Linked DNA regions of Homo sapiens: region 2 is linked to region 1. Evidence: chromatin contacts called from ENCODE Hi-C or POLR2A ChIA-PET data. All regions are on one chromosome and are shown on one strand. Each heading gives the region's core, a stretch centred on a gene start or an enhancer-like site at or near the end of the contact. The rest is flanking DNA. Distances are from core to core; before and after follow the strand shown.

What was found. A loop is a pair of places that touch in the nucleus more often than their neighbours do. ChIA-PET counts read pairs that join two places held with the same protein, here RNA polymerase II (POLR2A). Pooled maps may share reads with other maps.
Region 2: a pooled map shows a loop between it and region 1 (4-fold over the local background). The contact joins two enhancer-like sites. A Hi-C loop is called at or near these places in 1 of 37 single-sample maps with no recorded cell type and 3 of 50 pooled maps. POLR2A ChIA-PET finds 5 or more read pairs at or near these places in 1 of 52 experiments (activated CD8-positive, alpha-beta memory T cell).

What each region holds. Positions count from the first base shown.
Region 1 is chr9:124,199,721-124,205,034 of GRCh38, reverse strand. No RefSeq gene overlaps it. Among named protein-coding and RNA genes, the nearest start is that of NEK6, 56 kb to the left of the region's middle. RefSeq lists enhancers at 2,245-2,294, 2,241-2,385, 2,345-2,684, 2,735-2,794, 4,440-4,619, a cis regulatory region at 2,308-2,318 and a silencer at 2,694-2,894. Within about 2 kb of position 2,399, at least 11 of the 41 ENCODE cell types and tissues checked have a DNase peak (open chromatin) inside an H3K27ac peak, as active enhancers do.
Region 2 is chr9:126,721,130-126,726,569 of GRCh38, reverse strand. It overlaps LOC107987129 (a long non-coding RNA gene), which reads right to left. Exons shown (of 3, transcript XR_001746936.3): 3 at 1,155-4,938. Among named protein-coding and RNA genes, the nearest start is that of ZBTB43, 81 kb to the left of the region's middle. RefSeq lists silencers at 3,473-3,552, 3,613-4,222 and an enhancer at 4,463-4,522. Within about 2 kb of position 3,974, at least 26 of the 41 ENCODE cell types and tissues checked have a DNase peak (open chromatin) inside an H3K27ac peak, as active enhancers do.

The DNA.
Region 1 (5,314 bases), core at 1,150-3,649:
ACACAGTGAGACCTCATCTCTTCAAAAAATAGAAAAGTTAGCCAGGTGTGGTGGTACACACCTGTAGTCCCAGCTACTTAGGAGGCTGAGGTGGGAAGATTGCTTGAGGCCAGGAGGTTGAGGCTGCAGCGAACCGTGACTGTGCCTCTATACTCCAGACTGGATAACAGAGTGAGACTCTGTAAAAAAAAAAAAAAAAAAAGGGCTCATAGAGGTGGATATGTCAGAATGGACTGCCCCAGCCTGGCTAAGATAGTAAATCAGAAGTGATACCGCATATTAGAAGCAATTGCAGAGATGAGAGCCACCCTGAAAGACTTAAAGGATGCAGGAGTGGTGGTTCCTATCATACCCCCATTTAGGTCACCAAGAGGGCCTTTGTAAAAACCTGGTGGTAGCTGGGCATGGTGGCTCACACCTGTAATCTCAGCACTTTGGGAGGCTGAGGCGGGTGGATCACCTGAGGTCAGGAGTTCAAGACCAGCCTGACCAACACGGAGAAACCCTATTTCTACTAAAAATACAAAATTAGCTGGGTGTGGTGGCGCATGGCTGTAATCCCAGCTACTCGGGAGGCTGAGGCAGGAAAATCACTTGAACCCAGGAGGCGGGGGTTGCAGTGAGCCAAGATCACGCCACTGCCCTCCAGCCTGGGCAACCAGAGCAAAACTCTACCCCAAAAACAAAACAAAAAAAAAACAACAACAAAAAACCTGGTGGATCATGGCAGAAGATGGTAAATCACTGCAAATATAACTAAGTGGTAGGACCAATCACAGCTGCTGTGCCAGATGTGGCATCTTAATTGAACAGATTGTCATCACCTCTGGCTCTTAGTATGTGGCTATTGATCTGGAGAGTGTATTCTTTTCTATCCACATCGGAAAGGTGGATGAAAGCAGTGCGTATTCACATCGGGCAGACATCAGTCCACAGTCACTGTCTAAACCCCAGATTATGTTAACTAACGTTCCTGCTCTCTGTCACGGTACAATCTGAAGGCGTCTTGATGATCTGAACTGAGGTGGCTTTGTATTGTGACAACTTGACTGAACTGAAACTATGTTTCCCAGATTCCCTTCCCTGCATAGCTCTGGGGTAGCGTCGGTCATAAGACATTTTGAGGCCAGGCACGGTGGCTCACGCCTGTAATCCCGGCACTTTGGGAGGCCAAGGTGGGCGGATCATCTGAAGTCAGGTGTTCGAGACCAGCCTGGCCAACATGGCAAAACCCCATCTCTACTAAAAATACAAAAATTAGCCAGGCATGGTGGCGGGCACCTGTAATCCTAGCTACTCATGAGGCTAAGGCAGGAGAATCCTTTGAACCCAGGAGGCAGAGGTTGCTGTAAGCTGAGATTGTGCCACTGCACTCCAGCCTGGGTGACAGAGCAAGACTCTGTTTCAAAAAAAAAAAAAAGACGTTTTGAGTGAGATTTGGAAGACAGAAGTGAAGCAGCAGACATGTGCATTTTGCGCTTGGAAACTGGGTACCAGGTGCTATTGTCCAGTACCTGCCAGCTTACCTTGCAGTCAAGGGGCAGCAGCCAGGTCTCTAGCTTCTCTGCCTCCTGACGTTCCTCTGTTCAGGTGCCTGTGTGCCAGGCACAAGCCCAGGTGCTGGGGGTATCGTGCTGGGGAAGACAGGCAGAATTCCTGCCTTGTTGGGTTTATGTTCTCTTGGAGATCAGTGAAGGAGATAGAAAATTCTTCAAAGCCAAGTTCTTCAGAGCAGAGCCCGCACTCTTCCCCTTGTCCCCACCATCCAGCGCAGCATGAGCCCACCACTGTGTGTAGAGTCAGCCGCTCTGTGCCCATGTACCTACTTTCCATCTCAATTCCCATCTTCTTCTCTGTCTCTTCTGGATTGGTATCTGCAACCCTGAACCACTAGCGGCAGTTACTTCTGAGAAGTGAAATTGGGAAGGAGGGCTTTCCTGTTTATTTGATGTACAACTGAGGCAAAGAGAGATGACGGAATGTGTCCAAGGTCACACAGCTGATAAGTGGCAAGCTGAGATCTTGCCCGCCCCCACCCCCCTCCCCACCTTTGCACATCATGTTTCCAACCATGACAAGGACGGTCCCCTTCCTCCCTCACCCCTTCCAGCACTGCCCAGCCTCCGCACATCAAACCCAGACTTTCCCCTGAAAGCCTCTTGTGTCTTCACTGCCTTCCTCCTGACTGTGGTTGAAGGACAGAATTAGAACTCATCTTGCAGTGGGAGGTGGTAGCAATGGCAGCAGAAGAGAAGTGACTTCTCTTCAACTTCTAGGAATTGACTTTGACAATCAGATAGGGCCAGGGGCTGAGTCACTGGCGGGGGCCCACTCTGGCTGGGTTTCAATTAGTTCAGAAGGTGGCAGTGTGTGAGGGTGGAGAGGGGGTGGAAGAAGGCAGAGGCCTCCAGTTTCACTTCCTCTCTGGGAGGCCCAGGCCCTTCAATGCTGTTCCTGCCTCCTCGCTGTGGGAGGGCTCACCCAGCAGCTATCAATCCAGGCCAACTGGAGTGGGCTAAATTTAGGTCCTAAGATGTCACAGATGTAAGGACCCAACATCTCATTTTGCAGATAAGGAAACCGAGATTGAAAGAGGTGAAGAGACTCGCCCAAGGCCGCATAGCAATTTATATTCACTGCTGGAGCTCAAACCCGGGCCTCTCCAAAATCACCCACCACAAGGCTCCAGAATGGACGCTGTTTCCAAAACGCCCAGCCTGGGGACCGTCCCAAGGCCAGCCCTTAGCTGGGTTGAGGGTCACTGCTCTGTGACTGAGACCAAAAATGGGTTTTGGAGGCAGGCATCTGGTTTCTTTTTCTCTTTTTCTTTCTTTCTTTTTTTTTTTTTTTTGAGATGGAGTCTCTCTCTGTCGCCCAGGCTGGAGTGTAGTGGCACCATCTCGGCTCACTGCAAGCTCCACCTCCCGGGTTCACGCCTCAGCCTCCCAAGTAGCTGGGACTACAGGCGCTCACCACCTCGCCTGGCTAACTTTTTGTATTTTTAGTAGAGATGGGGTTTCACCGTGTTAGCCAGGATGGTCTCAATCTCCCGACCTCGTGATTTGCCTGTCTCGGCCTCCCAAAGTGCTGGGATTACAGGTGTGAGCCACCACGCCCGACCCAGTCATCTGGTTTTTAATCCTGGCTCTACTGCTATGGTAGGGCCTCAGACAATGATTCATTTCTTCTTAAATGAGCATAAAGGATATTTTCCAAGCAAATCTATGCCCAATTGCCTAGAATGTAGTAGATACTCAGTAAATGTGAGCTCTGTTTCTGTTTTCCAATAATTTCCTAACTGACTTTGACAGAATCCTGGTTTTTTTGACAATGTCTCTTGGGGTCCTCAGTAGGAGGGAGTGAAGAGGAAGGCAGAGAAAATCGGGCTTCTACTCCCCCACTCCCCTCTCCACCAATATCCCCTAGGAACCAGAGTATCTCTGACTTTATCCATTTTATATGTTGTTTTTCAAAATGGTCCCATAAGGCCGGGCACAGTGGCTCATGCCTGTAATCCCAGTACTTTGGGAGGCTGAAGCAGGTGGATCACCTGAGGTCAGGAGTTCAAGACCAACATGGCCAACATGTTGAAACCCCATCTCTACTAATAATACAAAAATTACCCAGGCATGGTGGTGTGCGCCTGTAATCCCAGCTACTCGGGAGACTGAGGCAGGAGGCTTGAACCTGGGAGCTGGAGGTTGCAGTGAGCTGAGATCACACTACTGCACTCCAGCCTGGGTGACAGAGAGAGACTCCATCTCAAAAAAAAAAAAGGGGGAGGGGCCTGTGAATGACAACCTGGCAGTCCCCCACTGCCTTAGAGACGTAAATGCAGGGAGGACCTACTGGAATTGCAGGAAACAAGACCCGCAGTGCTGTTTTTTCACTGATGCATTTGACATATGCTTCACACATCTAACATTTGATCACTGGTTTCCTGGGGCAGCAGGAGTCAGTGGCCAGCCCTGTGGGTTCCCACTCAATTGCCCTGCTCCACTTCTGTCCTAACTGACGGAAATCTGATTTGGGTTGACCACTGGGTGCCCCTGTGATTCACGGGCTCCCTTTCTGGCCACAAGGAGGGAGGAAATGGGCACCAAGGTGAACCTATTGGGATGATTTCATCCCTCTTGCGAGTGATCGATCAGGGCCTGGGTGACAGGACTGTGCTCCTTAGACAGGAGGTGATGCCTACTGGGGAGAGGGAAACATTCCCTTTGATCAAAAACGAAAAGTTAGGACTGAATTTAAGGAAGAGAAGGGCTGGGCATGGTGGCTCATGCCTGTAATCCCAGTACTTTGGGAGGCTGAGGCAGGTGGATCACTTGAGGTCAGGTGTTCGAGACGAGCCTGGCCAACATGGTGAAACCCCGTCTCTAATAAAAACTACAAAAATTAGCTGGGCAGTAGTGGCTCGCACCTGTAATCCCAGCTACAGGGGAGGCTGAGGCAGGAGAATTGCTTGAGCCTGGGAAGCAGAGCTTGCAGTGAGCTGAGATCGTGCCACTGCACTCCAGCACTCCAGTCTAAAAATAAAACAAACAAAAAGATACATGGCAAGAGGAAAAGCTGCCCCCTTCGCTTGCCTCTCTGTATGACTGAAGACATAACTCCCGGCCCTGCAGCAGCCATCCATGACCTTTGGGGACAGGCTTGAGGACAAAGTGAACCTGCCATGAACACATGAACTAGTCAGCTGTTGCTACAGTAATGCTGCAAACAGCCCTCCCCAAACTCAGTGACCGATGCAGTCTTGTCTCAGGCTCCCAGGTCATAGGCGAGCAAGTTGATGTGGTTTAGCTAACCTAGAATGGGCTGGCCCCCGCTGCGTCAGGCTGCAGGCTGGGCTCTGGTCTTCCCCCAATGTATTTATTCTGGGAACCAGGCTGAAGGGATGCTACAGCTGGGATGAATTCTTCTCATGGCAGGTCTCAGGAGTGCGAGGGTCTCAGTCAACTCACATGAGCACATGTAAGGCCTTGGATGACCAGTCATGGTTGCTCATGCCTTTAATCCCAGCACTTTGGGAGGCCTAGGCAAGTGTATTGCTTAAGCCCAAGAGTCTGGGACCAGCCTGGGCAACATAGTGAGACCCCCGTCTCTACAAAAAATTTAAAAATTTGCTGGGCATGGTGGTGGGCACCTGTATTCCCGGCTACTTGGGAGGCTGAGGCAGGAGGATCACTTGAGCCTAGGAGTTTGAGGCTACAGTGAACTATCATTGTCCCACTGCACACCAGCCAGGGCAACAGACAAAGTCCCTTTCTCAAAAAAGCAAAAAAAAAAAAAAAAAAAAAAATAAGAACTTGAC
Region 2 (5,440 bases), core at 2,725-5,224, 2.5 Mb before region 1:
CACATTGTACCCCATAAATATATAATATATACGGCTATTTTTTATCATCTAAAAATGAAATAAAATTTGAAATAACACTCTTCAAAAGTATTTTAAAACCACAAAGTCGGAGAAAATATTTTCACAATAAAAAATGTAAAGGATTTATATTCAGTTTATGTAAACAACTTCTTCAGTCCAATAAGGTAAAGACAAACAACCAGCAGAAAAATAGACAAAGGGTGCGAACAGCAAATACGCAAAGGAGAAAATGGGAATTTCCCATAACAAATGAAAAGATGCTCAACTACTTCATTCATAATTGGGTGAAGACCCCCACAGTTAAAAGATTAACAAGATATCATATCACATCCTTCAAATGGGCAAAAATTTAAAAGTCTGGCAGTAGCAAGTATTAGTAAGGATGTGGAGAAATGAAGATTTGCGCACTGCTGGTGGCAGGGTAAATTAGGGCAACAACTTTGGAGAGCAATTTGGAAATACAATTTGACAATATACACACCCTGGCACCAAGCAATTCCACTCCTTAGTGTATGCGCCAGAGCCATTTTGCTGTAATACACAAACAGACATGCATGAGGATGATCATTTGTAATTGCAACAAAACCAGAAAACAATCTGTATGTCTACAAACAGTGGGGTAAATAAAGAAATTTCAGTCGTTTTGTACAACGGGCTACTTATCATCAGATAAAAGGAATGAACAAAAGCTACATATATCAATGTGGACAAATCCTAGAAAATAATGTTTAGTGAAAAGTTGGGAATGATTCTGTTCAGGTAAATATGTACATGATAGTTTATAACAACTTATGTAAATACACAAAATAATGCTACATTTTTACAGGTACCTTTATAGTAAAAGTGTAAACATGAGAACAGGCAGAATAAACACCAGCTAAAAACAGTAGTTGGCCGAGCTTGGTGGCTCATGCCTGTAATTCCAGCACTTTGGGAGGCTGAGGCGGGAGGATCACCTGAGGTCGGGAGTTTGAGACCAGCTTGACCAACATGGAGAAACCCCATCTCTACTAAAAATACAAAATTAGCTGGGTGTCGTGGTGTATGCCTGTAATCCCAGCTACTCAGGAAAGGCTGAGGCAGGAGACGCTTGAACCCAGGAGGCAGAGGTTGCAGTGAGCTGAGATCGAGCCATTGCACTCCAGCCTGGGCAACAAGAGCAAAACTCCATCTCAAAAAAACAAAAAGAAAACAAAAACAAAAAACCGTAGTCACTTCTGAGTCAGTAGGTGTGAAGAAGGTAGTAAAAAGAGACAAGGAAGGCACAATCAGATAGATATAATAAGGCACAAATCTTTTTTCTTTTTTTTTTTTTCTTGAGAAGGGGTCTTGCTCTATCACCCAGGCTGTAGTGCAGTGGCACAATCACAGCTCACTGCAGCCTCGACCTTATGGCTCAAGAGATCCTCCTGCCTCAGCCTTCCAAGTAGCTGGGACTACAGGTGTGTACCACCACGTCCTGCTAATTTATTTTATTTTATTTTCAGTAGAGACAATGTCTCACTATGTTTTCCAGGCCGCCAGGCACCCATATTTAAAAAAAAAAAAATCCAGCAGTGGTTCTGATGGAAACCCTGGATAAAGAACAATCACCTAAGGCCCTGGGTTCCAATCATGGTGTTGAATCCCTGGCTCAGGTAAGCGGGAACAAGCCTTTACCTGCCTAGCATGTGCAGGGGTAGGAACTCCTTCCTTATGACAGACAATCCCTGGTCCTCCAGCCTGCAGCCACACGGAAACAAAGGAGAGGGCACACACAGGTGGACTGGTTCTAGGAAAGCTCCGCTCCCAGACTTCACCCTCCAGTAATAACCTTGGCCTTAACCACCTACGTTGGCTCCTCAGAGGTGTGGCTTAGCTGTAGGTTAGGGAAGAGAGGAACCTGAGCTTTCCTAGAGGCCAAAAGCGTGGCCTCTAGGAAAAAGAATAGTAATGAAAACAATGACTTCCAGAGCACTTCCAAAGTGCCAGACACTGCAGAAATGACGGGCCCAACGTCCCTAAGCCAGGGGGTGGCAAAGTCAGGATTCAAGTCCAGGTCCTTCATTCAGACTCCCTAAGACTGGCTCTTAATCACTGTGCCACAGGAACCTTGGGTCATTAAACCTTCATGGTGTGGCCCAAACCGGTTTCCTCTCCTTACTGCCTGCCCATGACTGCCCTGCTTGCCTGCCCCGGAGAGTGTACTCTCCTCCAAGCACATGGAGCACCCCGTGGTGGCGATGATGCTGTTGACAGCTGCATGCCTTTCTTCTTACTGTGGTCCTTCCTGCCTGGTGCCATCTATGTGGCAAGGCCTCATTGTTCCTCAGGGCTCTACAGAATGCACCAGGCTCTTGGCTGCTTACCTCTGCCTCCCCTATTTCAGCTGTGCGCTCTCAAAGGTGGGGACCGACTGACTTATCTCTCTATCCCCAGCTGATGAATAGAGGGGATGAGTGATACACGAATGAGTGAATGAATGAATGGTAATGGTGATGGGAATCAAATGGCAGCAACGCGGAAGAGGGAGATGCGGTGCCTGTAACCATGGTAACGATGATGTCGCTGAGTGATAATGCTAGGAAGATGGTAACCATGGTAACACTGATGGTGAGGCCTGCTCGGACAGTCCTGGCGCCTCAGCTGCCGTGGTCCATGCCAAGCCCGACCTGCTCAGTGGCCGAACAAGATGCTAAGCACAATTAGCAATTGCTGTTCTGTTCCCTGTCCCAAGACCCCCGCCCAGGGCTGAGTTTCACGGTAGTCAAACCCTCTTCCTGAGTGGCTCCAAGACTCAGGAAAGAACACATGTTTGGGGGGCGGGAGGGGTGGCGTGCAGCTTGCATGCATGTGTATGTGCGTGCGCGGAAGAGGCTGTGTGATGGGCAAGTGGGTAAGGTGTGGTGTGCGCTAAGGGCAGTCCTGCTGGTGCTAGCGCCAGGGGACTGGGAAGAGGAACGGTTCCCTTCGTGCGCGCCGGGCTGATGCGTGGGGGGCGCCGCGTGAGTGCGCCGGTGGCTGGGAGTCCGGCGGCCGCGTGTGTGGCAGCGGAGCGGTGTTTCTGGGAGGGGCGCCAGGTTCCGGGGCTGGGGGGTGGGGAGCTCCGCCCCATCCATCACCCGGAGCGCAGCGAGCCAGGCGGATATCACGGTGTCAGGCGGCTCTGCTCGCAGATCTTATCCTCTTCATTTCCGCCCGAGCCTAGCCCGCCCGCGCGGGCTCCCTGAAGGCTCCATCCATCACCTGGGATCGACGGGGCGGCCCGGGGAAGGGGGTCTCAGACTGTGCGGGGAGGGAGGGAGCGGTGGGAACCAGACCCACCATGGACACCGAGAAAGGAGAGGGACAAGTTTTTAGTGGGGCAGGGGGGTCTGGGTTTGCTTTTCCACGTGGGGGAGGGGACGCTCTCTGCCCTGGAGGGGGAGAGCTTCTCGGGCCAGCTCGGCCCCCGCCTGGGACTGGGGCCGTTGGCTGGGTCCCGATCCCCGAGTGCCTGGGGCAGCGCTGGAAAGGGAGAGAGCCCTCGCCCGCCCGGGGAGAGGCTGCTGTGCGCGGGGCCCGCACCTGGACCCTCCAGGGTGACCTGGGGCCTGGGCAGCGCGGGCGGGGGCGGGCGCCCCGGGGGGAGGCCTTATTTCATTTCCCCGCGCCGCTGAGGTTTCTGCGAAGTGTCTCTCTCACCTCTTTAAATTTTACGGCGCTTGGCCCATGGCCGCCGGGCCCCGCCCTGGGGAGGAAGCGGGTGCTGGCTCTGGGAGCCTCCCCGGCCGAGGGGTGGCCCCACCAGGCCGGGTGCGGGTCAGGCCCGGGGCGTCCGAACTCCGAGGGGCGCCCGGCCTGTGCCCTACTCTGGTTCCCGGGGCCTTCCCGGAGGGGGTCTGGGCTGTCGGGGCCCAGGGGGCGGGGCTGGCCTCGGAACGTCTCCGTCCGGCCCCGCCCCCTTTCTGGGCCTCGTCTCGGGCCACGCCTCTCCCCTGCTCCCGGGGAGCGCAGCGGGGTGGGCGGTGGGAGGGGACTGCTGGGGGAGGGAGTCAGAGGAGCAGAAATCCGGGCCAGCCTGGAAGCCCAGTTGCCACCGCCACCCCCAACTTCCCCTGGGGGCAGAGCGGTGTTCCCAAGACCTGAGTCAGGGCGGAATACTCCAGTCGAGCCAGGCAGGCCAGCCAGGTCCCCGAGGCCGGCCCGGGCTGGCACCTGCCTGGAGACCAGGTTGGGGGCTGGAGGTAAAGGGAGGGGCATGGGGTGGCCTCTGGGTCTCAGCGCTCTTCCTTCAGAACCCTGAGGTAACTGACCAGTATCAATCTGGAGACAGTGGGGAACCTGCCCTAGGTGTGGGCGTGAGAGGCGTGTGGCCTGGGAGTGGGGTCGAAGGAGGAGAGGGGCACATGAACAGGAGATAAGTGTGAACAAGAGGGGCCTGAGGGAAGAGGGGCTGTGAACCGCAGAGGGGTGAGACAGGAGGAAGGGTGAGCAGAGGGCACGGAGGGTCTGAGGAGTCACTGCCTAAAGACACAGAGCGAATAAGTCAGGATTTGAACTTGGTTCTGTCTGACTCCCAAGCCACCTGTCTTAGAGTTGCAGTCATTAACTTGATTCTACAATGTACTCCTTATTAATTCAGCCCCAGGCTACACAGCTAGCTGCCACAGATATAACTTTGTGACATGCATGTAACCAGAACAAGGAAACGGGACACGGAACAGAAGTACACGGAACAGAAATTTGGTTCTACTGGTCCGGAAGATGCAGGGGCCAGTGGCCTGGAGGTGCCTGGGGTGCCCCCTGCAGAGGCTGTGGGATGCCAGGGGTGGTGCAGTGCAGAGTGGGTGGGGCCTGGTGGCAAGATTGCAGCTGGTACTGCCCACAGAGTGACTGGAACCTGCCAGAAGCTTCCAGGCTGAAGAAGGCTCTGGAACATTCTTTTTCTCTATTGACCTGGAGAGAAAAGGTCCTGGATATCACACTCCAGGGAGGTCAGCCCCAGCATCTGTATGAGGAAAACTGGTCACTTTCACATGACCCAGCAGGGGCCTGAATGGCCACCCCTACCCTAGTCCCTCCCTGCTCCTGTGCCCCCTCTCAGGTTGACGCTACCATCCTTTTTGCCCCAATATCTCACCAAGTCCAGCTGCTCTGTCCTAAACATTTCTCCAGTCTGTCGCCCCCCTTTTTTTTTTGAGACGGGGTCTGGCTGTGTTGCCCTGGCTGGAGTTCAATCGCCCGATCTTGGCTCCGCCTCCTGGGTTCCTATGATTCTCATGTCTCAGCCTCCTGAGTAGCTGGGATCACAGGCGTGTGCCACCACGCCCGGCTAATTTGTTTTGTATTTTTAGTAGAGATGGGATTTCACCATGTTGGCCAGGCTGGTCTCAAACTCCTGGCCTCAAGCAATCTACTCGCTTCGGCCTCCCAAAGTGCTGCAATTACAGGTGTGAGC